2 separate regions of the Homo sapiens genome follow, and region 2 is linked to region 1. A link is an interaction called in ENCODE POLR2A ChIA-PET data of the cell type or tissue named here. Cell type or tissue: MCF 10A. All regions are shown on one strand. Each heading gives the region's core, and the rest is flanking DNA. Links, peaks and the distances in the headings are about the cores only. Region 1 overlaps LRRC8D (leucine rich repeat containing 8 VRAC subunit D). Region 2 has its middle 49 kb from the start of ZNF326.

Region 1 (2,920 bases), core at 272-2,771:
GATGGACATTATACATGGAACCGGAGATACAGAGATAAGAGACCAAAGTCTAGTATGGAGTGAGAGAACCCAGAGTTGTTAATACAGAGGGCAGGGGGATGATGACAGAGGGGCAAATGAAAGTTACAGGAACAAAGGGAAAGGAAAGGCTGGAGAGGGTGCTCCAGGAAATACAACTCTTGCAGACAGATGAGCTAATTAAGAAGGTGTTATAAAAGTGAAACCAAGAACTCAGCACTGTGCCAGGCACAAAGCAAGTCATAATAACAATGTTGGGTACCATTATAATTATAATCAACATTATTGTGGTTATCATTATTACTAAAAATGAATGCACCTTGACAGCTCTTTCTTAAAGCAGAATTCCAAATAATATATGTAGAGGAAATGATGGAAAGACAAAAATCACTGTTAGGCAAACATTACAGCAATAACTGTTGCAGGCACAAGACACTGATAAACACTAAAAGTAGTGAGCAAAAGTATGAGAAACAGGATATCTGCATAGTCTCAAAGTATCTCTCCACAAGATATTTATTACAAAAGAGAAAACAATAATTCTATAATGGAGTGGCAGACATCATCCTTACTAACAGATCACAGTTATCACCACCAGTAATAAAACATATCAGCATCACGTGCATCTTGATATGACGAACTTGGAAGAACACATAACTTATGTGGTACTCTTGCCAAAAATGCATAACCCCAATCTAATCATGAGAAAATACCAGAAAACCCAAATGGATAGACAAGGTACAAAGTAACTGGCCAGTATGCTTCCAAAGTGTTGATGTTATGAAAGACAAAAACTGAGGCCAGGCGCGGTGGCTCACGCCTGTAATCCCAGCCCTTTGGGAGGCTGAGGCGGGCGGATCACAAGGTCACGAGATCGAGACCATCCTGGCTAACACGGTGAAACCCCGTCTATACTAAAAATACAAAAATTAGCTGGGCATGGTGGTGGGCGCCTGCAGTCCCAGCTACTCAGGAAGCTGAGGCAGCAGAATGGTGTGAACCCGGGAGGCGGAGCTTGCAGTGTGCCGAAATCGCCCCACTGCACTCCAGAGTGATGACACAGCAAGACTCCGTCTCTAAAAAAAATAAAAAACAAAAAAAGAATGAGGAACTATCATCATGGCTTGGAGGAGACTAAGTACTATGTGGGATTCTGAATTGGATCCTGGACTAGAAAAAGGACATTAGTAGGAAAACTGGCAAAACTTGCATAAGGTTTCTAGATTGGTTAACAGTATTGTATAAATGCCAATTTCCTGGTTTCTAGAATTGTTCTACGGTATGTAAGGCATTAACATAAGGGAAGGTGAGTGAAGGGTACTGGAGAACTCTGTATTATTTTTGTGACTTCTTAAGTCAAAAGATAATTCCAAAACCAAAAATCAAAAATCAAAAACATGGATGTGCCTGAGCCAGGAACCAGAGATTCTGCCAGGAGATAAAGGGGATACGGAGAGGCTGACTCAGACATGAATTCTACATATTGAGCCTCCTAGGTTAAACCATGTCAGGAAAAAGACTGAATGAATGATATAGCATACAAAGCCTGGGGCTATAAATACCAAAAAGTTGGCTGTAACCAGGAAAATGTAGTGAGAACATCCCTGAATTAGTGGTTCTCAGGACAAAGTTGAACCTGTTCTTGATGACTCAGCTCCATTATCAAGAGCATCAATCAACACTTTTGTAACACGGAGGCCCCCAGGCTCCTAGGGTGTGGTATGCTGCCCTCTCCTACAATGTTTTTGGAATCCTCAAGGCTTTTATTTTATTTTATTTATTTATTTATTGAGACAGAGTCTTGCTCTGTCGCCCAGGCTAGAGAGCAGTGGCGTGATCTTGGCTCACTGCCAAGCTCCGCCTCCCGGTTTCATGGCATTCTCCTGCCTCAGCCTCCCAAGTAGCTGGGACTACAGGCGCCCGCCAACACGCTCAACTAATTTTTTGTATTTTTATTAGAGATGGAGTTTCACTGTGTTAGCCAGGATGGTCTCGATCTCCTGATCTCGTGATCCACCCACCTCGGCCTCCCAAAGTGCTGGGATTACAGGCATGAGCCACCGCATCCGGCCTATTTTATTTTATGTTTTTTTTTCAGACAGGGTCTCACTCTATTACCCAGGCTGAAGTGCAGGAGCACAATCTCGGCTCACTGCAGCCTCGACTACCCAGGCTCAAGCGATCCTCCTACCTCAGCCTCCCAAGTAGCTGGGACCACAGGCGCTCACCAAAAGAGCTGGCTAAATTTTTGTATTTTTAGTAGAGACGGGGTTTCACCATGTTCGCCAGGCTGGTCTCGAACCCCTGACTTCAAGTGATCCACCAGCCTCGGCCTCCCAAAGTGCGGGGATTACAGGAATGAGCCAGTGCATCCAGGCTGCCTTTTTTTTTTTTTTTAAACAAACATTTAAACAGTATAGTTTTAGATTTAGAGGAAATTTAAGTTACTGCCAGGAGTTACAATATACTCCACCCATTAATAATATCATACATTAGTCACAATTCACAGACCAATAAAAATATATTATCCACTAAAGCCCACACTTTTTGCAGATTTCCTTGGTCTTTACCTAATGTTCTTTTTCTGTTCCAGGATCCCATCCAGGATACCATATTACATTTATTACTCATATCTCCTTAGGTTCCTTTTGGTTGAGAGAGTTCCTCAGATTTTCCTTGTTTTTGATAACCTTGACAGTTTTGAGGAGTACTGGTCAGGTATTTTATAGAATGACCACCAACTGGAATTAGTCTCATGCTTTTCTCATGATTAGCCTGAAATTATAGGTTTCTGGGAGTAAGACCCCAGAAGTAAAGTGCCATTCTCATCACATCATATCAAGCATAAACACTAGCCTGACTTACCACCACTGATGTTAACCTTGCTCACCAGACTAGAGCA
Region 2 (2,920 bases), core at 307-2,806, 56 kb before region 1:
AAAAAAAAAAAAGAATGGGACCTTTAATGTTAACTTGTGGGATACAAAGGAAAGGGAGAAGAGGGAGAAAAAAATAAAAGGGTGGGAAGAAGAGATTGTAGCTGACTAGAAGTACAAGTCCCCAAAGGCCACCATCTTGGAATTAGTTGAGAACCTAGATACTTGTTGTATTCTTTGCAATGCACTCCCACTTTTTTTTTTTTTTTTTTTTTTGAGACAGGGTCTCATTCTGTCACCCGAGCTAGAGAGCAGTGGTGCAATCTCAGCTCACCGCAACCTCCTCTCCTGGGCTCATACAATTCTCCTGCCTTGGACTCCCAAGTAGCTGGGATTACAGGTGCACGCCATCACGCCTGGCTAATTTTTATATTTTTAGTAGAGACGAGGTTTCACCATGTTAGCCAGGCTAACTCTCACTCTTAATTGCACCTCTGCAGAATGGCACCTGACAACAGATGGGGGAAGGGAGTAAGGGGTAGGGGCAAGAACAGAAAACAAAGCATGGATTGAATCATTTCTTGGTAGGGATCAAATACATCTGATTTACCCCAGAATCTAGCATGTTGCCTGGCTTATACGAAGTAAGAGCTCGATTAATATGTCTTGAAGAAATGACTGGCTTGACCATTCCCCTTATTCTGCTTTCCCAGTTTCCCCATTTCCAGCCCCCCCGCCCCACCTTTTTTTTTTTTGATACAACTGAATTCTAAAGGGCTTTTTTTAAAACAAAGAGTTAGTGGAGTGGAGGGTTGATATTTAATATAATAAAACAGCAAAAGTCTGCTCTATTTAAGTCCTGCATACCTCATGGTCTGTTACTAGGTTTAAAAATGCAACAGATTGAACTGAATCTTCAAGTAAAGTTGAGATCTCACAGTTTCCCAGATAATCCTTTATATCTCATCATTGTTTATATCTAACTGTGGATTGTAACTGGAAGTGTTAACATTGCAATGGGAAGGTTATATGAGTTGTGTTATCTTGTAACTTTATATGTGTTTACTCATTTAATCTACACAGCTGTGCTACAAGGAAAGTATCATCATTAACCCCATTTCACAGATGAGGAAGCAGAAGCTAAGGCTCATGTTAGGTAACATGCCTTTGAGGAGGCAGTTCCAGCAGCCACTATATTCTGCAGCTTCTCAGTTCCAACGACAAAGAGCTGGTGATTAAGCACTTTCTTTCATCCTTCCTTAGTAGACAAAGAGAGGGAGGAATGGTTAAAGATGCTCAATGCAAGCCTGGATGGATTGTTTCTTTTTGGTTTTTTGTTTGTTTTTAAATTTACTTACCACTCTATATCTCTGACCCCAAGTCCTTCAATTCTGTCCTCATTTACTGTGCTCCAGTATCACAGCATTCCAGCTTGCCTTTGCAACTTCAGATAAACTTCAGTATGTCTTCTGTATTAGTAGGCCCAGGCTGCCATCAGAAAATGCCATAGACTTACTTATAGTGTCTCTCTTTGTTACCCAGGCTAGAATGCAGTGGTGCAATCTTGGCTCATTGCAGCCTCAACCTCCTGGGCTCAAGTAACCCTCCAACCTCAGCCTCCTGAGTAGCTGGGACAACAGGCGCACACCACTGCGCTCAGCTAGTGTTTCTTAAATTATTTTTTGTAGAGATGGGGTTTCACCATGTTGCCCAGATTGGTCTCAAACTCCTGGGCTCAAATGACTCATCTGCCTCGGCCTCCCAAAGCATTAGGATTACAGGCGTGAGTCACTACACCTGGCTGTACAGTACTTTTAAAATGAGCATTCTGTCTAAAGTGCTCATTCTAAAAGTGCTGCAAGTATGCTTTGCTGTGACCAATGGTTTCATTTCCTAAACATTGTATATAACCATTTTTTTTCTAAGTTCTAGAGGAGCTGACCCTGATGAATAGAAGAAAAGATTATTTTCGTTTTGAAAATCATACCCTTAGTCATCTGTTCTGTAAACTTGGGCTTTTATGGATCATATATTTTAAAACTACGAACATAAGTATATTTCAAATGAATCCTCTGAAGAACGCAAATGACCAACTATTAATATCTGTGGTCACAGAGATGAATTTTCATCTTTTTTAATAGACTAAAAAGGTAGAACACTTTTAGTCCCAATGACCAGTCTAAGTTTCAAGTTAACAAAAAAGAGATACAAAATATTGGTCAGCCCAGAAGCAAATTCCTTATTCCCTGCCCAACGAAAACAGTCAACATTCCTTATTGAGGACTGCTGTGGTTTGAATGTGTACCCCAAAGTTTATGTATTGGAAACTTAATCCCCAATGCAACGTTGTTGAGAGGTGGAAACTTTAAGATGTGATTGGGTCATGGGAGCTCTGCCCTCATGAACAGTTGAATGCTGTTGTTGCAGTAGTGGGCTCCTGATAAAAGGATGAGGTTAGCCCTCTTTCTCTTGCCCTGGCTCTCCTGCTCTCTTGCGCTTCTGTCTCCTGCCATGGGATGATGCAGCACGAAGGTCCTTGCTGCAGGCACTTTGATATTGGACTTCCCAGCCTCCAGAACTGTGAAAAGTAAATTTCTTCATAAATTACCCAGTCTTTGGTGTTCTGTTATAGCAACACCAAGAAGGCTAAGACAAAGACTCAATAAATTACCCCAAGTCAGAGTTCCTTGCAGCTATTTGAAAATCTGTCTTCAGGTCTTTCGCCAGTAGGTCACTGGGTCTGACCCAAGTTCAGAGAACTTACTTACAAAGAATCATAGGCAACCCAAGAGGGTTCTTGGTATTACAATGTCTGAATCCCCTGATTTGCTAAGCAAAATACACAAAGTAATACATGTATGAAAAGATGTCTGTGAGATATTAAATCACCAGTGACTTGTCTTTGCTGTCTTTTGAGAGAAAGGCAAAATTAGTTCTTACTTGGGCAGTGTCCATTTCCTTATCTCTTGTATAATCTTGCATT

What was found. ChIA-PET counts read pairs that join two places held together with the same protein. Peaks named below come from ENCODE experiments on the same cell type or tissue, not always from the same donor. Only the 100,000 strongest peaks of a DNase experiment are listed, where the experiment ranks them.
Region 2: POLR2A ChIA-PET joins it to region 1 with 5 read pairs; 8 of 35 experiments call an interaction of 5 or more read pairs at or near these places.

What each region holds. Positions count from the first base shown.
Region 1 is chr1:89,889,076-89,891,995 of GRCh38, reverse strand. The region is part of intron 2 of LRRC8D (leucine rich repeat containing 8 VRAC subunit D); the gene reads right to left. Among named protein-coding and RNA genes, the nearest start is that of LRRC8D-DT, 69 kb to the right of the region's middle. In MCF 10A, for the core only: no CTCF peak of the experiment used is centred there; a DNase peak (open chromatin) is centred at 1,645.
Region 2 is chr1:89,944,849-89,947,768 of GRCh38, reverse strand. No RefSeq gene overlaps it. Among named protein-coding and RNA genes, the nearest start is that of ZNF326, 49 kb to the left of the region's middle. In MCF 10A, for the core only: no CTCF peak of the experiment used is centred there; a DNase peak (open chromatin) is centred at 1,688.